3 separate regions of the Homo sapiens genome follow, and all the other regions are linked to region 3. A link is a loop called in an ENCODE intact Hi-C map of the cell type or tissue named here. Cell type or tissue: IMR-90. All regions are shown on one strand.

Evidence for each region. A loop is a pair of places that touch in the nucleus more often than their neighbours do. Peaks named below come from ENCODE experiments on the same cell type or tissue, not always from the same donor. Only the 100,000 strongest peaks of a DNase experiment are listed, where the experiment ranks them.
Region 1: it touches region 3 in a loop (3-fold over the local background); 3 of 110 quality-filtered maps call a loop at or near these places.
Region 2: a loop joins it to region 3, with 4 times the contacts of the local background. A loop is called at or near these places in 6 of 110 quality-filtered maps.

The regions. Positions count from the first base shown.
Region 1 is chr6:139,744,825-139,752,824 of GRCh38, forward strand. No RefSeq gene overlaps it. Among named protein-coding and RNA genes, the nearest start is that of FILNC1, 22 kb to the right of the region's middle. In IMR-90, no CTCF peak of the experiment used is centred here; a DNase peak (open chromatin) is centred at 4,007; H3K27ac peaks cover 976 bases.
Region 2 is chr6:139,971,070-139,979,069 of GRCh38, forward strand. It overlaps LINC02941 (long intergenic non-protein coding RNA 2941), which reads left to right and starts at 5,250. Exons shown (of 2, transcript NR_121623.1): 1 at 5,250-5,363. LOC103352541 (a long non-coding RNA gene) reads right to left here. Exons shown (of 3, transcript NR_121624.1): 2 at 7,553-7,804; 3 at 7,281-7,335. In IMR-90, no CTCF peak of the experiment used is centred here; DNase peaks (open chromatin) are centred at 3,102 and 6,982; H3K27ac peaks cover 1,957 bases.
Region 3 is chr6:139,594,692-139,602,691 of GRCh38, forward strand. No RefSeq gene overlaps it. Among named protein-coding and RNA genes, the nearest start is that of LINC01625, 120 kb to the left of the region's middle. In IMR-90, no CTCF peak of the experiment used is centred here; DNase peaks (open chromatin) are centred at 680, 3,210 and 3,560; H3K27ac peaks cover 2,882 bases.

The DNA of each region.
Region 1 (8,000 bases), 150 kb after region 3:
CTAGGTTATAGAAACAGAGATACCCTCTTCCAACTGTAATATTTCGGTTAATAGGCTCTGTTTAGAAGATTAATTCTTAATGTCATCATTCATGAATTACAGGGAATGAAAAACAGGAGGAAGGGAAGCAGAGAAGGATGTGCTAATGTTACGATGTTTTATAATATTTTCAAACCCTAAGTTCTTCTACCGATCGGACCATGTCACTTAAATTTAAGGCTCTAATAACATTGGCTTCCAGAAATATTTTCACTTGTATGACTTCACTTATCCTTGATGCCAGAGTTCAAAAGGGTGTATAAATAAGACGGGAGGAAGGACACATTATCACAGACCAATAAAAATGACAACAAAAATACCTCAAAGCTCTTAACAAGTATAAAGCTAGAAATGATCTGAGTCTTGTGAAAAATACTGATTAACACAAAAATGATTTTAAAAGCAATATTCAGAGAAAGTACAGTAATGGAGACCTGGTCCTGGCACAGATAGTGTTACCTTAAAAATATATCACAGAGAATGTATAATTATTGACTGTATTTATAAATCTTCTCTATCCAGGATCTTCACATCACCAGTATGATGGAATTGAAGCCCAAGATTGGTAATGTTATGGTAGGAAAACATTCACTTTCTTTAACTCATGTTAAGTATCTAAACAGAAAATTTCATTTTTATAACATAGGAATTTTGTATATTTGGTTTGCAAAATCTGTTTCGTTCTCCAAAATATGGAAAGCTATGGAAAATGGGGAATGTCTCCCCCTTACCCTAGAAAAATAGATATAAGTTAATATTGCTCCAGTTTTTTTTAAGTAGACTGCAGAAAAAAAAGAAGCTAGTGATCTTAATACAATTTTTTAAAAACTTTCTAGAAAATTGTATTGAGCTTATCAGCTTGTTTTCATGACTGTGAGTATTGAACATAGAAAGTGGTGATAATTAGAAATCAGCATTGACTTATTAAAACAATTCATGCCAAAGTAAATTAGTTGCATTTTTATAGTCTTCAGTGCAGAATTTAATGGAGTATTGGGTTATACATATAGAAATACATGGAAATAAAATATGGTGAGTTTATGTGAATTAATAACTGGCTGAAGACCTATAACCAAGAACCACCATAAGACAATTTGTGTCCAGTGTCAGGGGGTCTCTATTGGTTTGCAACAAGACTTAGTACTGGGCTGGAACTGTTGAATGTTTTTATCAATAAATGTAATGATGAAGTAGAAGTCGGGCATATCCGTTCTGTGTCAAGTACCAAACTTGGCAATATACAGAGGCCACACTGTGTGACTGAAAGAATGAAGGGCTTGCAACTCCTAGGGGAGTTTGAATTCCACTTCTTCACTTACTAACTGCTTGGCCCTTGACCTCCAGTTTTTTCATTTGCAAAATGGTAACTGCCTTGCAGGACTGTGAAGATCACAATAATTCATGGATATGAAGTGTTTAACTTGGTGCTTGGCACAAAGCAAATTCTGTTTTCCCTGGCTTTCTCCTCCTCTCTTTCTTGTAAAGTGGATTTTTAAATAAATTTAACTGAGTCACCTAGTGGTTTGGTTCACATTGAATTACAGTCTTAAACAATAAATGATTCCAGTGTATAAACCTCTATATCACTTATATGCATGGTTAAAGAGGACCTTATCCTTTATGAAGGATGAATTCAGACATCGCTATTAGCAATTTCTGGTTTATTCTTTCAATGTTTCCACTTAGCAGAAATGCACACACATACTTATTACATGTTATTTCCCCTTCTTTCTACACAGAAGTTAATGTGATAATTTTCTTTCACGAAGGTGCCAATTTGCAGTTTTCTCACTTAATGCATCTTGGAAATCAAGATGTCAATATAATGAGTTTATGCATTTTCAGTAATGAACCTAGTCACTTGGTCCAGATTTTGCAGGTCAGCAGGAATTTTCCAGGCAGATGGTAGCGGGAATAGCTTTCCAATATGAGGAAACCGGATAGACCAGGGCCCACTTGCTCACTTATTTAATTTGTTCAAGAAATGTTTGTTGAGTACTTAAACACGCCAGGCCATAGGCTAAATATTTTTTGTTCATGTCATTGAATCCTCACCAAAACCTAATGGATAATATTACTATCCTCATTGTACAGATAAGGAAGTTGAGGTTACAAAGACTAAGTCGCTTACCCAAGGTCAGAAAAATACTTAATAGTCTGATTTGGAGCCAGCCTGTTTTGCAGGAGTTATGCTCATAATTGCACACTCACTTCCAGATAAAAGGCAAGTTGGAGCAGAGAGGGAGGGTTCTAGATGTAGGAACAGCAATGCAAATGGCCAAGGGTACAGGAGTTTCAAGTGTAAAGGAGCTAAAATTCTCCACTGTTGAAGCAACTGTGAGTAATATTAGTAGCTGTATTGCGGGAACAAAGTTGGAAAAAACGTGGCAAGAGGTGAGGCTGAAGATGCAGGCAGGCCTGGCGTGGGTTTGCAGGCCCAGCACTGTGTGGCTTAAATCTTATTCCTTGTGCATGAGCCAGAGAGTGGCATGAGTGTCCTCAGCCCTCATTAGTAACCTCTTGGAGAAGGTGGCTGTGTCAGGCCCTCAGGCTGAGACTAGGAGAGAACACTGAGGCTTCAAGGCCACGGGTTGAATGGGGCAATTTGCTGCAGGAAACCTGCAGACTTAAAATGCTTTACGAATTACCTTAGAGTGGCACCTGGGATTTCCTGGGCAATTTGAGGGGTGACTGGAGCTTCTGAAGCTCTTATAGGTCGTGGCTTTGGCTTTTCACAGGGTTGGGGCAGGATACCTTGGGTGTATGTCTAGTATGATTAACTAATGTAATCATAGAGCATCTTTATTTTTGTCCCTCACTGTCCCTTTAAATGGATTCAGCTGGGATTCTTCCCTTTATAACGATTGGCAGCCTCCATGAAATTCTCTGGTCACATTCAGATCATAAAGTCTTGAGACTTTAAGTCTCAAGACATTGTCACATTTGAATCTGTAAGGGTGGCGGGGAAGTTCTCACTTGCCTGACACTCACCTGGTGATTGGCATCACTCTCTCTCTGGACTTGGCAGGTAGGTGAAGCAGGCTCATTCTACCATGGGTGCTTTCATGGATTCTCAGAAGACTGCCTCCTCCGGTCTGCCGCCAGATCAGTGCACTTTCCTGCTTAGGCTGATCCCTTAGTCCCTCTGCAACCAGCAAAACCTTCGGCTTCTGTCAAGGTGTGAGTGATTCCCTGGGCACTCCTCTTAGAAGGACCTAGGGCAGCCTTGGCTGGCTCAGCTCTGTGTGCGCATCTCATGCACAGCCTCATCCAGATCCTTGCTCTACACTCACAAATTCTGGATTCCAGGGACTCCAAACCTGCTACCCCTTCTCAGCACAGCCCCTTTTCTTTGCATTCTGTCAGAAAAGTTAATCAGTTTATCTCATGCCTTCTAGGTTTTCAGGTGGTACTCAGACACAAACCTAAACTGCAGAGGACAAACATTAAGTTCTTGGAGTAGTCCTATTGAAGTTGTTATTCACAGACATGAGCTGAGGGGCCAGCACCTGCTATTGCTCTCTCCAGAAAATTCTTCCTTGAGTTTATGGGCTGGAGGTTAGGGGTGTCTCCCACTCCCTTGGAGCAGAGATAGGGTGGTTGTGACTCAGAGCAAAGCCCTCTTAAAATAAATCCTCTCCCTTCCAAAAATTATCTTCTAATCTCCAATGATAGGCCCTTTTATACCTTTGATGTGGTTGAGGCATCTAAGTGTCATCTAAAAGGCCTCGGTCACTCACTTTGAAACATTTTTGCTTCTTGGTCTATCCACACACTCTGGCATGTGCTGGGGCTGAAACCTCCAGTTTAACATCAGATAAATCATAGATATTATCCTGAAAATGACGTCCTTTTCCTCTACTTCAGAGTGCTCTTTCTAGAGTACAAATATGACTGCCTGACTCTCCTGCTTAAAACTCCTCAATGAGTTCTCAGAGTCCTTGCTCGTGCAATGCTTGGAATGTAATAAGGAAGACAGACAGCATGAGATAGCATGCAAGGACACAGATAAGCAAAGTGTTGCAAAATCAAACACGTAGAATGCTGAGATAGGGAATAAATGGGGAAGAGGTGAGGGGAGAGGAGCCAGGCTCTCTAGCTGGCCTTAGAGCAGCAGCATGTAATCAGGAATGCTAAGAGCATAAACTCTTACCTGAGAATGCCTGGGTTCAAATTCCAGTACTGTCACCTGTTAGCTATTTGATCTTTGAAGTTACTTATCCTCTCTGTGCCTTGGGTTCCTAATCTGTAAAATGGGAATAGTAATCGTTCCCTCTTATGATTGTTGTATTCGAGGAGTTACTATTTTTAAGTAGAAGAATGCCTGGCATATTATAAGTGATATATAAAGTTTCTTAAATAAATGTAAAATTCCACTGGCTTTTCCTACAGGTTTTAGGCCCTTGCCCTGACTGACCTAAATTTGGCCTGTGCTATTCAGCTTAGCCAGCTCCTTTTCTGAGAAGCTTCCAATGATCCTCAACATTCATTCAGGTGTCCTTCTTACATGCTACGATGTATTGTATGCATATTAGTATCACCACAATTATTCCACTGTACTGTAATTGATGCTTTTTCTCTGTAGACCATAAAAACACTCTACTCTTGAGAGAAGGAACTATATCTTATTTATAGTGGTATAAACAAAGGTTTGGCATATCTGATACCCATTAAATATATGATGAATGAATAAATAAATGAATGAGTGACAGAGAAATTCTAATAGATCAGAATAAAACTAATACTTACAATTTGATAGTTTTCTTTCTTTCAAGATAAGAACACTCTTCTCTTATTGGTTAGATTTTTCACAGATTCTACATGAAACCATAATCCTCCATGTCATTTATAAGGGAAGGGAATTTAGGGATTTATCTTAAATTCGAATTTACAAAAAGCTAAATTGTGTTGGATTGATTACTTCAGCTAAGCATTTACCACATTCATCCAATATATTAAAAATATAATTTAATTTAATACATATTTATTGAATGCCTTTCTGGGCAAAGCACTGTGAAGGTCTGAACATGAATAAAGTAGGTCCTCTGCCATTCAGCAGCCTATGTTCTAAAAGAGAAGACAGCGACGCAGAAACCTGTAAAACAAGGGGGAATATAACGAAAGCAAAAGGCTGGGAGATTTAAAGAAGAGAGATTTAGTTTATTACCATTTCATTTTTAAGAATCTGTTTTGTAAAGTGAAGTCTTTTTTTTTTTTTTTTTTTTTTAGATGGCGTTTCGCTCTTATTGCCCAGGCTGGAGTACAATGGCACGATCTTGGCTCACCACAACCTCTGCTTCCTGGGTTCGAGTGATTCTCCTGCCTCAGCCTCCCAAGTAGCTGGGATTACAGGCATGTGCCACCAAGCCCAGCTAATTTTTGTATTTTTAGTAGAGATGGGGTTTCTCCATGTTGTTCAGGCTGGTCTCCAACTCTCGACCTCAGGTGATCTGCCTGCCTCGGCTTCCCAAAGTGCTGGGATTACAGATGTGAGCCACTGCACCTGGCCAAAGTGAAGTCTTAATTCCTAATTACTTTGTCTCTTCTTGTTATTAACTTCTTTTCACTTCTTGAATTTACTGTACTAACTGCACCAAAAGAATAATTTCTTGATTATATAATTCATGCAGAAATAAAAAAGGCTATTTTACAATTGCCCTTTATTTCCTTTTTTAAAAAAATTCTGTTTTCCTATCTTTTGTGTGAGCATAGATTAATTTGTATAGCATTTGAGTGGCAACATTCCCCGTGTAAGATATCATTGTTGTCAATATAGAATTTTAGAGCTTGAAGGAAATTCAGAGATCATCGAGTATATACATTCATAATTTTATTTTATTTTACAAAAAGCAGGAGGTGGAATAACTTGATAACAAAGCTAGTTATTAGAACAGCTAAAAGAAAACCCCAACATCCCGAGGCCTAGGACTGTTCTTTTTTCCATTATACCATGCTGCTTCTAGAATAATTTTAGGCTATAGGAAATGCAGTCCTGGGGAAGATATTTATAACAAGTCTCTGGCTCATTTAGCATGCTGTTGTTTGGGGTATCCAGCTGCACACTTTGTTCTTGTCAGTAATACATTATTTCCTGACAATCTGGTTGACAAACGGGATCCCAGCCTCAATGATTTGCACACATCTTTTAAAAAATGATCAGGTTAACTCTTCTAAATAGCTTTTTTGTCCTTCACTTATCTTCCGGCATGGAGAAAAGGAAGATTCAAGATCTTCTGTAAGAGTGTAAATCACACACACACCGTCAGAACTCTGTTTATATAACATTTAGGGTGAAGGTACCCTTTTATGAGCTTTTGTAATCCAACGGAGAATCTCTGAAAGCCACAAAACCTCTCCTGTGCCCTAAAACTAACTAAGTTTGCTTTTCTAACTTCCCAGTGGGCTAGGATACAAAGTACGTGGACACTCAAAAGGTTTGAAAAGCAAAACAGAATCAAGAGGTGGGGGTGGGGAGGGGAATGTAGGGGTGGCCAATAAGGATTCTTTTACAACTCATAGTTCTCTATTGAAAACTGAGATTTCTGGTCACATTGGGGCAGAATAATTGATAGCAGCTGCAGACGAGAAGGTTTGAGCATGTATCTCCCCAGGCAATATTTTCTTTGGTATTCTCAATGGTATGTTGAAAGTATAGCAGTTTAATATTGAGTCAGAGTTTCTTTAGTGAGCTAAGTGAACTAAAACAACTTATTTATTCCATTTTCTTCACAAAAACTTGCCTTATCCCATGTTTTTTCTTAGGCCACCACTGTGTGGTCATGACATTTGCCTGTCATCAATGTTGGTGATTCTGAGAGACCCTCCTGTAGTAGGGGGTGAATGAACGCAGAGTGCCCACGGGCTGGCACCATTTTGGCTGCAAACTGGCCTCTCAAAGTCAAGAATCCTTGGCCTATTAGTGAGGAAAAATTCAGGATTATAGGAACGACTTCTCTTTCAGTTCCCATTGCTAGTAATAGTAAGATAATGAAGAGGAAATTAATCTTCGAGATGTTTGAAGGTTTTCTTAGTACAGGCAATAAACAAGTTGCAATTTAGGAGATAGTAATACTTCAAAATGGTGAAAATGAGTCCAAAATATTTCCAAACTAATGCGCTAAAAGGAAGAATGTGGGCATTTTTCAATATAGACTTTCTTCAAAGGGCAAGTCTCTGATTCCTTTAAAAAAATATTTCTTTAAAAACTTCACATCTCTTTCCTTTAGTGAAGGTTCTCATTTTAAATGTTCCTATTACGATAAATAGAATAAAAAGGGTATGAAAAGGCTATTAAAATAATTACAGAAGTTCAGGTCATAAATTATCTGTTGATTCAGACTGTCATCAGGTAAGTCAATTGCTTCAGTGTTAAGACTAATTGGCCAGACTAGAGAATTGGCTATAAATGACTTCAGACATCTGGATCAGATCTAAGTCATCAGCTTGGCCAGTGTGATCCAACCTGCATTGAATATTCCCCTCATTTGAGCAATAGACATTAAGTGTTATTGTGTTACTGGTATTTTGTGATATTAGTTTGCCAATCTGCCACAAAATATGACGGGATTAAACACACACAATATAGGATAATGGTGAGATAATGGGATAATGGTAATCAGCAGCCCAGGTGTCTCATCTGAGAGAAACATGGCCAAATTAAACAGCTAGTGAATGTTGACTATGGATTGGGTTCATGAGCTAGCTATTTTTTTTTTCAGATTGCTGTGGTTAAGAAAACTCATATTTAACCAGTTTTGCATGGTTCCTAATATATCTAACCTAGACACTACTATCCAGCTCCATCTCCTCCTTCTCTGCCCCTTGCAAAAATATGAGACCAGAAATGGTTTACACTTCTATATGGGCATGCATGCATTTATGTAAGAGTGAATTGTCTAAAAAGTGTCACAGGCTTTTAAAACTAACAATCTCCTGGGCCTGGAAAAATGCAAGATCTCGAC
Region 2 (8,000 bases), 380 kb after region 3:
TTTTTTTTTTTTTTTCTGTATCATTCTGCATTACTACCTACCCTTTGGGGCAAGCTGAGTTGATTTATCTCACTATGTCATTCATAAATCTGGATCGGGCTATTAAAATTGCACTGGGTCTCCTGTAATTATCGTAAGAGTTTGAATAAGACACCAGGTGAAGAATTGTGTAGTCAGCATGGGGAAGGGGTTTGTCAGGGAAAGTATGTCCTGAGCTGAGCCTAAAGAGGAAGAGATTTGATGTTAGGACAAATGATTGCTTTGCTCACTGTGGAAAGAGGCACAGGCTTAGAGGAGAGAAACTAATGATTTAACATAATTAGCACAAAGCAAACGTGTCAGTTAGTTAGTCCTGGTCCTCATCTTTAAAAAAGGTTGTGGTTATGCCTTTTTCTTGAGTTTCTAATACTCAGAATCATCCTGTTCTCTCCTTCCATTTCTTACGTCTACTCCCCAAATCTAAATTGTCGCTGTTTCTCAATCTTTTATACATCATGTGGTCCTTCTTCACTTCCAGAGAGATCCTTTTCAATGACGCCTCAGTTATCTGTCACTGTCATTACTATAACTTTAAATTGTCAATTATCTACTCTTTCCAAAAGTTTCACCTTCCTTGGGCTTTTTCTGGATTGATTGTTTCAGTATAATGACTCCGTACCTCGCTCCCTGTAATATGCAATTTAATTAAAGATCATTTTAGTACTATTTTTGTAGGCTCTCATCTTGAATGTTATCATAAGTTTTTTCAACAAAAAAGCTTATATTCTAAGAAGCAGAATACTTGGCTTTATTTTAACTAGCCATGTGTATTTAAAAAAAAAACTTGACAAATGAAAGAACTAATAGTCTAGTTTTCTTTTCTGTTATAAGTTTTTGTTTTCTTTTCCCTTCAAGGTAGAACAAAACCATATATAAATTGCTAATATTTTGAGGGCAAGTGATCTGTTTTATTCAGTGTCCATACTCAGCTTCCAGCCCTTATCGAGGTATATAAAAAATGTTTAATAAATGAATGCATACATAATAAATAGGGAAAGGACAAATGGAGAAAGGTCTATATTAAATCTCTCAGTAAAGGCTTGTTGTACCATCATGTCACAGATACCATAATATTTTCTGTGGGTTCTATTCAGATTCTTTCTTGAAAAAGTTCTTTTAAATCAAGCTTTTGTGTGCATCAATATCACATAGAAAACTTGTGAAAGCATAGCTTCTGGGCCCCATTGTTGATTCAGTAGGTCTGGGATGATTTTTGTCGAACAAGTTCCCATGTGATGCTGTTGGTCTGGGGACCCCTCTTTGAGAATCTCTGCTTTTAATGAAATGTAACGAAAGAACAGGAAGCAAAAAAAGAAGAATGGAAACCCTATTGGTCCTTTAAATGAGAGTACATTTTTCTCTTGCAATTTGGTTCCTCACCCTAGTGTGGTTGCTGCATAAACCCTTTTGATATGATTTACTGATTTCTACACTCTTCTTATTCATGGATTAAGATTTTTGAGGGAAGATTAATATTTAAAGTTTTTTTTTAATAATTGAGAATACATAGACATAGATGATGAAAAGCTGATCAATTTTAACTGCTTCCTGCACAGGTAAAATAATTGCGACTCCTGGGTTCTTTAGAGACACATGAAAGAAGTGGTTATAATAATTTTACAGATTCAACTAAATAAAGAATAGTGTGCATATAATAATTTCATGAGGTAGCACATCAAATCGGTGCTATAAAATCAAATCAGCAAATCAAGATGGCTTATTTAACAAATGTATTGAGAAAGTTCGGTAACAACTTATTTTGTTTTATACTATTTATCAACATAAATTATAAATAAATAACGATGCAAATATTATATATTTTAAAAAGATGTATAAAGCCACTTGAAGAAAATAAATGTTCATCTTTTAATTTTTTTGATTTATATAGCTTATTTATATATTACTTATTTAATCTTAGATAGTGACAATTTTCTTAATGTTAACTTATGAAGGCAACCATAAAAGAAGATTGATAGGTTCAAGTAAACAAAAACAAATACACAAAAGGTACTCTGTCAAAACCACAATAAACATTGTTGTGGGCAGAGAGGAAAATTATTACAAACATTATAAAGGGCATTTTCACTCTGTTACAAAGTCTTGGAGTTTTGTTCATTTTATGACACACTTCAAGTAAGTTATTCTAAGGAAATATTTATGGTCACATATAAAAGTACAATGTAAGAGTACATATCACAGAACTATTAATAATAGCAAAGGTTTGGTAACAACACTATGGGGCTGGAAAAATAAATAGAGGGCCTTGATGTAACAGAGTATCAAATAGCAATTTAAACGGTGTTATAGAAAAATATTGTTATGAAAAATGTGCAGAATATGATATGTATTGAAAAATATTACTACACAAAATTATACAAAATATTCTATTTTGTTTTTAAAATACCTGTTTCAGGACATATCAGATTGGGAAAATATAAACCAAAATTTTAATAGCACTTATCTCTGCATTATTGGATTATATGTGGTTTATTTTCTCCTTTTGACTTACCCGTATTTTCTCAACATTTTATAACAAATTTGTCTCATTCCTGAAATTAAATCATGTTAAACATTTTGAATAATTGCATTATTTTTCTCACAAGTATTTAAATAAAATCCCTCTCAGTCCCATCCTGATCCTCAGCTTTGAACTGTTTCACTCTGCACAGGGGAAAAGTTGAGAATTTATCTCTGGAGTCCTTAGGAATTTTCTCTATGCAATTCACAACAGATTTGATTAGGTGTCCAGTGTAAACTTGACTCCACGGCCCTCCTTCTTCTCTGTCCTAGTTCTCATGTGAATACATAAAAATGTGACCCTCCAGAATTATTTTACATTTTAGCAGAAAGAAATGGTTTCAGTGGAGCTATCCTAACAGTGCTTTTGTATGTCTTGCTTAATAACTCCCTTTCCCTTAATTGAAAAAGGAAAGAAAAAAAATAAAGAATGATGCTGGTTTGGAAATACTTTTAGAGATTGCTGTCTCCAACTGTGCTTGTTCTCGCTGTCTGTTATGGTCCATTAGATAAACATGGTGTTCAACAGTCAGGCTGTTGTTGATATATTTGGCAACACTGATAATGTGATCTATGTTTAGGAGGAAGTGGATGCATCATTCCATGCGGGCATAGGTTTTCTGAAAGTGATTGTTCTTTTTACAAGAAAAAGTTAGATAAGTCATTGAACCTTAAATTCTCACTAAGAGTCTGAACATTTTTAATTTTTGTCATCTGAGGTTTTTTTTTTTTGGTGCTTTTATTGGAATTTCAGATTAATAGTTGGGCTTATTCTCAGAAGCAACCAGTACTAACTGAAAATAAATGCAAACCTGGTTGCTTCTGACTCTTGAGGGTGAAATTAGTATAACAAGAAAAAGGGAGGTGCTTGTTATCTGAGTATATTTCTTTATTGTTCATCAATCACAGTTTTTAGTGTTTTCATTTGTAACCTGCAAGTTTAAAAACAAACAGAAAAGAACCTTGAATCTTAAGATTCTTTTTCTGTTTCTCTCCCTTATATCTATTTATCTATTTATCAATTAATCTACCTACCTGCCTATCTACCTATCTCTCTCTACATACACATATACACATATGTACTATATTTAGACTACATATGTATAGTACATATGTATATGTATATTTAGTACGTATGTATATGTATATGTGTATTTATGTGTATATTTGGACTGTACATATACAGTCTAAATATAGTACATATATGTATGTATTTATACTATATATGCATATTTATACACATATACAGTCTCTTTATATATGTAGTCCTGAAGAAAGGATTGGAATATATTTCATCAAATAAAATACTAACATATTTTGGACATAAAAGGGCATAAAGTCTGAGACATGGAATGTCTTGTAATGTCCAGCTGAATCCTAAATATCCTCAGTGATAGGATTTCAGGCATTTCTCTTGGAAAGTGATTCCATTATCTAATAGTTTTCATTGGGAGGAAATTTTTCCCAACAGGCTTAATGTTCCTCTTCTCAACTGGTTCCATTAAACCTAATTACCCCTTCCTAAAGCTGAGCAATTCCTCTCCTATTGGTATTTACCAAGTTTTAATAGTGGAAAGCAACAATTAGCTCTTCAGCTGTCATAAAATCAGTGTATTTTAAACTTTTTTGGTGTTTCTTTTTAAATGGTATACATACATGCATATGTATATGTGTATCACACATACAACTAGTCACCAAATTTGCTTTAGTGTTTACTTAATGCTGAAATCATATCAGTATTTCAGATGTGCTTACATGGTAAGACATTATTGACTTTTCTCTTATAAATTCTTTATGTCCACAGGTGGCCACTAACAATATAGTAGCCTTCATTCACATTTTATAAAAATGGGTTATAGGTGACAAGCCACAGCTTAACAATCTCTAGCCTCTGTGAAAGTTGGCTTATGTCTATAGTTTGGGCTGGTGAAGATTCCAAGAAAAAAATGCCACTGACCCCATTCAGTTCCATCAAGAAAGGGAATTTTGTTCTATGGGGGAGATGGATGTTATTACTTATTCTCTAGAGAGGGACGTTTAAAATCACTTCAGATTGTTGGAATCTATAGCCTGCGCTATCATGGCAGGAAGCTCAGTGATTTTTAAATTATTTACAGGTAAAATCCCCACCTCCTGTAGTTTTTATTTTTAGAGTGTCCATTTCAGGATTTTAATGCTGAGAAAGTGAAACTATGCTCGCTCTTGTCATCTTCTTCCCTCTCTCTTCCTTTGACCTTCCCCCTTCGCCTCCCCTTCCCTCCTAGTGCTCTGCTCCTTCCCATTTCCTTTCCTACCTCAAATCCCATTACCCACCGCCATACCTTTTTTCCTTCTTTCTCTGACTCTGATTTTTCCCAGTTCTCTCTTAATGAGGTTTATTTGTGAGCCTCAAGCCTCATATTATTGTTCAGTCTTTGGGTATCCTCCATGCTGGGGGCTCCTTCCTGGGCCCATGAAAGATGAGTTTAGGGTCTGAAAGAAGGATCTTTCTTCTTGCCCTCAAGTCACTTCTGTAGCCTGTTGTGGTTTGCATGCTAGATGCATCTGGACTACATGGAAAAGATTTCCTAGAAGTGTCTATGGACTGACTGTGTTACTCCCAAATTCATATGTTGAAGTCCTAATCCCCATCTTGATGGTATTTGGAGGTGGGGCCTTTGGGAGGTAGTTAGGCTTAGATGAGATCATGAGGTTGGGGACTACGTGATGGGATTAATGTCTTTCAAAGGAAATGAAGAAACACAGGAGCTTTCTCTCTCTCCATGCTCAGGTACTGAGGAAAGATCATATGAGCACACAGCAAAAAGGTAACTATCTATCAGGTAGGAAGAATGCCCTCACCAAGAACCATATCGGCCAGTACCTTGATCTTAGACTTCCCAGCCTCCAGAACTGTGAGAAAATAAATGTCTGTTGTTGAAGCCACCACATCCATGGTATTTTGTTGTAGCAGCCCAAACTGACTAAGACAAAGTATCTTCTTTTCAAAGATTGGACTTTATATTTTTTACTTGTGTTAGTATTTCATAATCCCAAAGTTCTACAACTTCCATATAACAAAAATTTTGAATTCAGTACAATGACCTTGTAAGTATTTCATTTATAACAAGCCTCTTTAAAATATATTTAGTAACATTGCTTTAATTAGAAAGAATTTAAAATATACGATGATGTCTTAGGTATGTTTATTTTTAGTGAGAATTGATTTGGTTGCTTTGTTTTGTTTTGAGATAGGGTCTCGCTCTGTCACCCAGGCTGCTGGAGTGCAGCGACGGAATGCAGTGGCACGATTTCAGCTCACTGCAACCTCAACCTCCTGGGCTCAGGTGATTCTCCCATCTCAGCCTCCAAAGTAGCTGGGACTACAAGCAGACACCACCACACCAACTAATTTTTGTATCTTTTATAGAGACAAGGTCTCAGTTTACTGCCAGGCTGGTCTCGAACTCCAGGCTTAAGCCAGCCACCCAAAGTGCTATGATTATAGGTGTGAACCACTGTGCCTGGCTGTTGTTGTTTTTAGTCATGAAATATTCAACTTTGTCCAGCCATCCTGGGCTACTCTAACAACTGTAATTGCTTTATAACTACTTAGCTATGGATTTCTGGAATCTGAAATTGAGGCCATAAGCAGAAATGACTAAAATATAGAATTCTTTCTCCTATCTTTATTTGTTCATCTAGATATTGGAACTGTATCATTAAATTTAAAGGGGGGAACTAGTATTGACAACAAATTAAATTATTTCAACCAAAACCACTTAATAGGTATGTTGACTGTTAGTCATTACCAAATCAGCTAAGAAAAAATAGTTTTATTTCCACTTTGTTGATTCAACAAATAATTTTCATATTTGTAATTCATATTGACAGTCACAGATTCCTAGGATCTCTATTAACAGATACCTCGTTTGTGCCTGTGATTATTTCTTCATCTGTGCCTGTCTTTGCCCTTTCCTAGCTGAATGTCCTTGAAAAAATCATTTGGCCTTTTTGTGTCTGTTTCCTCATCATGAGGTGGAAAAATACATAGAGTCAAATGTGTGAGGTTGTTTCCAGAAATTAATTTAAGTAAGCACTTTGAATACTACCAGACCATAGTAAGTTCTATGATGATGACGACAGATCCAGTTGAGAGCTCATTTGCTGGCAGCATCCTAAATAACTCTGCTTCATGGAAGAAAGGCTCTGTAAATACCAAAGATTAAGATCCTTGGTTTAAGACTCAAGGAATCTGTTTACAAGGTAAGTAAGCAAGAGAACAAAAACAAAACATAGTTTATACAAGGCCCATTCAATCACAATCTTATCTTTTCAATTTCAAGTCTATCCCCTTTAAGTTTCCATGACATAAATATCAGCTGACATACACACAAGGTGACTCACCTTCTTCCCATTAAACTAGGTTGAGATTAAAAACAAACAAGCAAACAGCTGGAATGTGGCACGTGGGTCAGACCCTTCTGAGTCCAGTTGGGTAACTCAGCAGAGATCAGAATGATCTTCAAAAACCAACAAGCCATTGGCACGTATCTTCAGGCATGCTTGAAGTCTATGGGGCCAAATGGTAGAGTATCCTGGCAGAGCCAAAAAGTCTTCTTTTATGACACAGAAAAGAAAACTTCTTTCAAAGTAGTTATGCAACCCAGGAGAACACAATGCATCCACTGTGTGTGTCCTGGGGCTGTCTATGAACACATGATTTCATATTTTTGTCCTCTGTAAACTTCAGCATTGATGATGAACATTATTTCAAGGAAATATCCCACTACTTTATCTCTGTAAAGACATCCATAGAGAATGTAAGTTATAATTTCCTTATTCATTTTTCTGGTTAGAGAAGGCATTTCTATTTTAATGGTCAATTATTATATTCTGAATTTGCCACAAGTCTCCTTTTCATATTTAAACACTAGGGTTTTTTTTTGTTTGTTTTTTAAATTCTTAAGATAAATAGAAAAGTTAAGGTTAGAAAATGTTCAAAACAATTGCTCACCTTATAAAATCTTGTTAGGGAAGTAATTTTGCTCATTTCATACTGTTGACATTTCTGAATTTCAGTAATCATTAATTTTTTTAAAGCTGCCAGCAGATATGTACAATACTCCTTTTAGATATTATTCCCATCAAAGACAGATTTCACCTCTTTCACTCTTTGTGTCATTTCTCTATTATTTTGAAAATATTACTAATGCCTTCAAGTTCATTTGTATTCTGTAAGATTCTCCTTGTATCCAAGCAACTCCATCTGAAAAAATAATTTGTTTTTTTTAATGAGAGATATATTCAAAACAAAACCCTGCATATATTTATGATTTTTTGGTAATAATTTTCATGATACTAATTTCCTGGAAAGGGATTTGCACTTCACGAACAAACAGTGATTTCCTTTGAAACCTTCTCTGGTCTATGTCACCACAGTTATCTAAACAATTTAGATGTCC
Region 3 (8,000 bases):
GTTGGGATTACAGGCGTGAGCCACCTCACCCGGTCAATTTAAATTTAAATAGCTACATGTGGTCACATAATTGTATAGTTCAGCTCTAGGAGGCCAGAAGAGATGGGCCTAGTAAGATATAAAGAAGGTAAATAGGTGGAGCTTGGGAAAATAATTAACTACTTACATGGTTTGGAACTAAAGGAAGAAGTAACTGAGTTTCAGACAAATGCGATTTTAACATAGGGAAAATGTAAGGTAAACACATAATCTTCTAGAAAGATAAATTTACAAGTCTTAACAAAGTTAAAATCCATGAAAAAGAATGTTTAACTATCTATTGGCTTCTCTCCAAAACTATACAGATACACCTACCTATAGCCTTTCCCCTAAAAAGGATCCTGTGATGATTTCCAATATCAAATACATAAGTTCTTTGAGCTTCTTGGAAGTAGCAGGAGACCCTTACAGTATGGTTGTGCTAGAAATCATTATTTAATTGACTGCACCACAGGAAAGAAGTTGAGCTTTTAAGGATAAATGGGTCATGCGATGACTTAAATCACCATTGAAAAAAATCTCTCATAAAATGTTTTGTTCTGGAAGAATATCACCTATTTTAGAAATCAGTTCAGAGGAACTCTTTGGCTGGAACAGCTTGTATCAGACAGAGTTGTTTAAAAATTGTATGTTGTGTTACCGCTAGCAACAGGCTTCTGAGATGTTTTGTGGTTAAAAGTCATCATACCTAACTTGCAGCTGCTAATCAAGGAAAGAATCAAGAAAAGGAGGGAAAACTTTCCCTCATATTCCAAAAAGAACAATGCCAAGAAAACATTCTTGGATGGGGGAGGGTTGGTAATGGGGCGGGGCTCTCAGAATAGAGGGATGCCCTAAATGAAAGTGATCAATCTGTGCTCCATCCTTCTTGGGAGACACAGTTCAAGACAGAACAGAGCCCTTGCAGCTCATGCACAGGAGCTAGAAAGGAAATTAAAGCTGTGTATTTAATTGTGTCTAGAAAGCTAATAAAAGAAAAGAGACCACATGCAGATAAAAAGAGGTGCACCTGGAGATAAGCCTAGGAGGAATCTAGCTTCAAGGCAGTGGATACAGTGTGGATTTAAAAAGCAGCCTAGGCTGGGCGTGGTGGCTCATGCCTGTAATCCCAGAATTTTGGGAGGCTGAGGCGAGTGGATCACCTGAAGTCAGGAGTATGAGACCAGCCTGGCTAACGTGGTGAAAGCCCGTTTCTACTAAAAATACAACAACAAAACAACAACAACAACAACAACAAAAATTAGCCAGGCATGGTGGTGCTAATCACAGCTACTTGGGAGACTGAGGCAGGAGAATCACTTGAACCTGGGCGGCGGAGGTTGCAGTGAGCTGAGATTGTGCCATTGCACTCCAGCTTGGGCAACAAGAGCAAAAACAAAACAACAACAAAAAAACAGCTTAAATCTTTAGATGGAAGACCAAGGTTAGATTAAATTGTGATAAATAAATACAGATTTCTGAGAAAGGTACTTATGATAAATTCAAATTTATGCTCTTTAAAGATTGTTCAAAATTCACTGTAACTGAAATAATGGGATATGGATTTTAAAATGCATTAACCTTGGCCCATTTATAGCCACGTAGGAATCTCAGTTAAAAAGGAACATATCATCCAGCTGCCTTCCATCACCTGGTGACAGTCTACTTGAAATGTATTTTCTTGAGACATTTTTACACTTCTATCTCAGTCCCCTTATCATTAGAATAAAGTCAATAATATCTATATTTATCTCAGCATGTTTCACAGAAGTGACAAGCAAGAAAACAAGTATAAAACTCTTGAACATATGCAAATACAAGCAATTTTATTTATTATTTGAGTGGCAAATGATGTCCCTGAAAGTTAAATCTATAAACTTAAACACAGGGAATTATTACAACTAGTATTGAGACAGGGTTTACTCTTCCTACTGGCTAGTTGAAGGGAAGTGCAGTGGGGGAAGACAGAGAATGTGACCATCCTGCGAGTTTGCTAAGTAGCTGAACTTCTAGGTATTTCAGGGTCTGTGAGAGGAAGGGCTGGAATGAGAACATTAAGTACAGCCCAAATTCTTTTCTACCCATTATAATGGAAATTAAAAATATTTGTATGTTTTCATTATGGTACAACCTCCAATGTGTGCATCTGGTTAGTTCCAGGCATGTATATAATTTCTTGTCCATTCACAAAGCACCTCTAACCATTGTGGAAAGTAAAACTAACTAACTAACTTACATAGAGGGCCACTGCTCTCTAAATCATAAGATTAGAATGAGGCTGTCCTTTGGTTATGTAACTAGGAATAATTTACTTACTCCTTTTGGGGAATAATATTCTCTGTTTTAGAATAAAGTTCATCTAAGGTCTTGGGTTCTAGGACCCTGAAGTTAAGGATCACAGAAGGATCTTAACTTTCTTAGGGCTTACTCAAATTAAGTAGCTGGAGCTACTGGCTGGATTCATCAACTCCTTTTGAGATTCTTTTTCTTAGTGATTATAGGTCTCAGGAAAGAGGATGAAGCAATGGAAGGTGCTTGAAGGAAGAAAGAGGCCCCACAGAGCTGTGTTTTTAAGAGCTGGCTAAGAGGGCCTTTGGAAGAGGGATCTCAAAGCAAATCTGCTTGACCAGGGAGGAACAAACTCATATATGTTTTAAGTGCCAGTCATGTGAAGCAACTCTACTAGGCACTTTATATGTCATCATTTTGTTTAATTAGCAGGGAATAGGAAGAATTGAATAATGTCCTTGTTTATGTAATTTGGCTATAAAGTAAAATTCTGCCTGGTGAATTCCAATTTCCTATTGACTTTTGCGTCTCATTAGAGACTGTCCCTGTGGCTATGGCTGCTCCAGTGATCTTTCTTTCCTGGAAGTTTCAGTTTTTACAGGCTCAGTTATCATAACAAATTTGTGTCATCTCAGTTATAATTAGGCTTACTTAAAGGGATGTTTTCATCATTGGTGTTGCTCCAAATACATATTTTTCTCCTAAGTATGTTGGAATTAAAATATTGTCAATGTTCAAGGGCCAAACACATAAGGCCATGCTTGTGTTTTAAGTCTTCAGACCCTGAACTCCATACCCTGGATCCTTGCTGTTGGAGTTTCCATAGGGAATGAGGCTCCCCAAGGCCTCTGAAAGAAATGGAGCCCAGCCAGCTGAGTCAGGCTGGGTCCCACGCCTCTGTAGGGCCGAAGTCCAAAGCAACAGGCAGGCAGTTCTTGCAGGCTTTTTCTCTGCAGAGTCATTAGAATACTTTATTGTCTTTTTTTTTTTCCCCACTATTTCAGCAGCTCGCTCTATGAGGACATATTCTCCTCATCCACAGAAGCCCTTTTCAAACATTACTAAGAAGTCTGATAAGAAGAAAAAACATCCACTGATGGGTTCTCAGAAAGAAAGCATTAGATTTAACTACAGGGCAATACTGCCCTGATTACCACAGGCCCAGCTGACGGCAAGGTTGCCAGGCAGCTCTCGTCCTGCCAAGAATGGTGGTGGAATGAAGCAAGCATGTGGTTTGTATTACCATTTTTCAGCTTTTTAAGGTTTAGAAAAGAGAACGTCACCAACAATGATAATTCACTTTGGAATGAATACATTTTCAATGCAGTGTTCAGCAACTGCTGATGTGTCTTAAATCCTAGAGTTCATATGCAACATTTTACAATGTGAACAAGATAAAGCACAGGAGATGTCAAGATCCTACTATATGCAAATAACTAAGTTTCTGGCCAAATCCTTCTTTTAAAAAAAGAACGAAAAAATGAAAAACCTCTCCAGCATTTCTAAGCTGCTACTTACAGCCTTTATAAAGATAGCACAGGAAAAAGATGCTAAAGCCAAAGAGTAAGCTAAATTCTGCCTTCCATTTCCTGGCACCATCTTCTTTAAAGTTGGGGTTGATTTTCTTAAATGTTTCAAGTCATAATTTGCCACAAATGAATCAATCTGTAAGCTGAAGTTAAATCATAAAATTCAAATATTTTAATTTGTCTTTTATTATCTTTTTTTTTTTAATTTAAAAAAGGAGAGACAGATATGGGATTATTCATACTTTGCATTCTCCTGGGTGTTCTTGGAAATACTATTCTCAGAAAGTCAGAAACACTAAATTGGAACAAATGATTTGATCCTTAGACAAATTTACAAAGTCATATGGTTTGAGGATCTGCATTGAGTTTAGTGAACTACCTTATGAATTAAGCCCCTTCCTCAAAGAAGCACAACTATTTTCCTCTCAGTGAAGCACATCGATATCTCCATGACATTGCTGCCAGCCTGATCCCTTAAAGAAACAAATATTAAATTAAGAAACTCATGGCCGGGCGCGGTGGCTCACTCCTGTAATCCCAGCACTTTGGGAGGCTGAGGCGGGTGGATCACAAGGTCAGGAGATCAAGACCATCCTGGCTAACACGGTGAAACCCCGTCTCTACTGAAAATACAAAAAATTAGCCGAGTGTGGTGGCGGTTGCCTGTAGTCCCAGCTACTAGGGAGGTTGAGGCAGGAGAATGGCATGAAGCTGAGAGGCAGAGCTTGCAGTGAGCCTAGATCGCACCACTGCACTCCAGCCTGGGCGACAGAGTAAGATCCCGTCTCAAAAAAAAAAAAAAAAAAAGAAAAGAAAAGAAAAGAAACTCATATTGTTCAAAGCCATTTTCAAGGAATTCAGGTGCTCCTTAGAAATCTGTTGCCTTCTTATGACATCGAAAAGATTCTGGGAAACCCATGAAGACACTGCACCTCCTGGAAGCAGCGTTGTTCTGTTGGAGGTTACAGGGCAGCAGAAACCAGAAAGAATCCATAGCTGGTGCAGTCATACATTTTTGCAAAGACCTTCAAACAAACAAAAAGTATATAACTTGTCAGTCTTGAGGGCCTGGCCTAAATAAAATGCAGCCCTGCTTAACAAAATCCTGTCAAATGTGGTCATTTGGGCTCTAAAATTATGCTTTGCGAAACACTAAATTAGTTTTGTCAAAACATAACCTTGGTTCTCAAAACATTGTCAGAACTTCTAAAGTTCAATAACGGGGCAGCATTTGTAGTTTAGGTGACATTAATCCACTCTATTTATTCTACATAGCATCCATCGAGTTATCCGCCTGTCCCTCTGTCCATCCATTCATCTAACCATTTCATTCAGTTTCAACACGTAGTGCCACATTCTTACTATGTGCCAGGCAATGTGCTGGACCCTGAACACAAAGATAAAAAGACACAGCCATAGACTCAAGGCTGGTATCCTAATAAAGAGATAGATGTGATAAATTGTTATAATCTAGTAAAATGACCACTGCAGGGGACAGGCCATGAAAGCATGAGGGAAATGATTGCTGTGATACTGCATTAGTTCAGAATTCTCTAGGAGCTCAGCTGAAGACAGATCGCTCTTTTCAGATACTTTTTTTTTTGAGATGGAGTTTTCGCTCTTATTGCCCAGGCTGGAGTGCAATGGCACAATCTTGGCTCACTGCAACCTCTACCTCCTGGGTTCAAGCAATTCTCCTGCCTCAGCCTCCCAAGCAGCTGGGATTACAGGCATGTGCCACCACGCTCGGCTAATTTTGTATTTTTAATAGAGATGGGGTTTCACCATGTTGGTCAGGCTGATCTTGAACTCCTGACCTCAGGTGATCTGCCCACCTCGGCCTCCCAGAGTGCTGGGATTACAGGTGTGAGCCACTGCACCCGGCTCTTTTCAGATACTCTTTAAAATTCACAGAAGACTTAATGTCTGAGATCACTTTATTTTTTTTTTCTTTTGAGATGCACGTGATTGATGACACTGTCACAAGTATATATCATCATGGAAATACCCAAATAAGGTGTTTGAACACATATTTCTCAGAGGAGGAAGATTTCCTGGAGAGGCTAAAGGAAGAGAGGAAGATATTTGGCAGCTGTTGATTGGTGGGTTGCCCTCCCACTAGCTGTAATGACATACCCTTCTTCTCTTTTGAGGAAACATCTAAGGATGCAACTAAATGAGAGTGACATTGTATGGGATATACCAAATTTGACATAATTTACTTAAAAAACAGATATTTTGAAAATTTTATACTTAGTTACACCTGATAAGTGACAGATTTCATAGATATTGACGGTTGTGTTGATTCATTGCAGTTGACCATGACTTGTTGAAAAAGCTTGCAAAGGCATCCTTAAGGAGTTTACATTCTCCTAAGGTAAGACTGTTGGTGTTTTAACACATCACTTCAAAAAAAATTATAGAAAATGAATTTAATTTTATAATTTTATTCTTAGTGACTCTAGGTGTCATCAGCCACATATAGGCTGACAACTGCAACTGCCCTCCTAGTTTTCCAACATTAAGAATGAGAAAGTGTGGTTGCACTCAACACTTATTTATGGCTGGGGAAGTACCCTCTCTGTCACACAGCAGTTCAATAGAGCCCCAGAGGGGAATTTAGAAGGCAAGCCTGATGGTCTTATAGCAGTTCTTTAGAAGGCCCCTGAGTTCCAACAGAACATGTCCAGAGGATGTAGCTGAGTAATTAGGCCAGAGGTGGTGGTGGTAGGGGTGGAGTATGGCTTATTCTAGAATCTGTAGGCCTGGGTGATAAGATTAGAGGATGTGCTAGACTAGGCAATATTCCCTTTACTCTGTAGGTTGAAAGGACTATGTCTGGTCACACCACAGGATACGCTGTTATAAAACCAACTACTAATTCAGAGTTTTTCATTTTTATCTTTGCACAGTCCAATCAACAACAATCGGTTGAGGGCACAGTTTGTTGATCTTTTTCAGTCACTAAGACTGGAAGCTAAAAACCCTAAGATTGGAAGATCCATTTGGTCCACTTCTTTTAGTCATTGAGATGCCACTGTTATTTCTGCTAAACAAATAAAGTATACTAAAGCCATTGAGAAGCTTTATAGCTTAGTAAATAAAAGGCAGGGAATGAATTCACTGTGCATATCTCAAAAATTTGATTCTTTGAATATACTTGCCATCTGTCTTAAACTTTGCACTGAATATTGTTTGATGTTGGCCCTCGTTAGCTGGCTCAGGTTGGGAAGAAGTGCTCAGTGACTTGGTGCAGAACCACACTTGGAGCTGCTGAAGAAAGGGAGCTACTTCCCTAGGAGTGTCAGCAAGTGTTTATGAACTCACGTGTGTTTCTAATGCATGCTGCAATGCTCTTCTTGGCTACTTTGTTCAGAAGTCCATAATCAGTATTTATTAATTTAACTTAAATATATTTTTCAAGTGAAAAAACAACCAATAAACTGAAGTTTCTGGCCAGGCGCGGTGGCTCATGCCTGTAATCCCAGCACTTTGGGAGGTTGAGCGGGCAGATCACCTGAGTTTGGGAGTTCTAGACCAGCCTGACCAACATGGTGAAACCCCATCTCTACTAAAAATACAAAAATTAACCGGGTGCAGTGGCAGGCGCCTGTAATCCCAGCTACTCAGGAGACTGAAGCAGAGAATCACTTGAACCAAGGAGGCGGAGATTGCAGTGAGCTGAGATCGCACCATTGCACTCCAGCCTGGGCGACAGAGTGAGACTCCGTCTCAAACAAAACAAAACAAAACAAAACAGAAGTTTCTTAGTCATTTACCTGTATATACCTCTGAGCCAGTCCCATGCCTCAGCCCGCTAACTGATGGTAAATACTTGATCATCTATAGCTATCCCAGTGGAACCATAGTAAGGACATCTGGACAAGACCCCCAGAGCTTCCCCTGGCCATGCAGTGCTGAGAACAGCCTTCCATGCTCGTAGAGGGGGAGGAGGCCCATGGAGATGGTGAATCTACAGATTATTGAGCCCTAGATAAAAGGGCCCCTCTTCCTTCATCTAGAGTTTCTCTGTTTCCTCTAATTTTCTGGCATCCAGAGGTGTGCCTAGTCTCCACTAAAACTTACTATTTGGAGGCCTTTTATCCTGCCCTGTTCCTGCAGGCTTCTTTTTTTCAATGCCAGACCCTGCCTCCTATTCCTTAT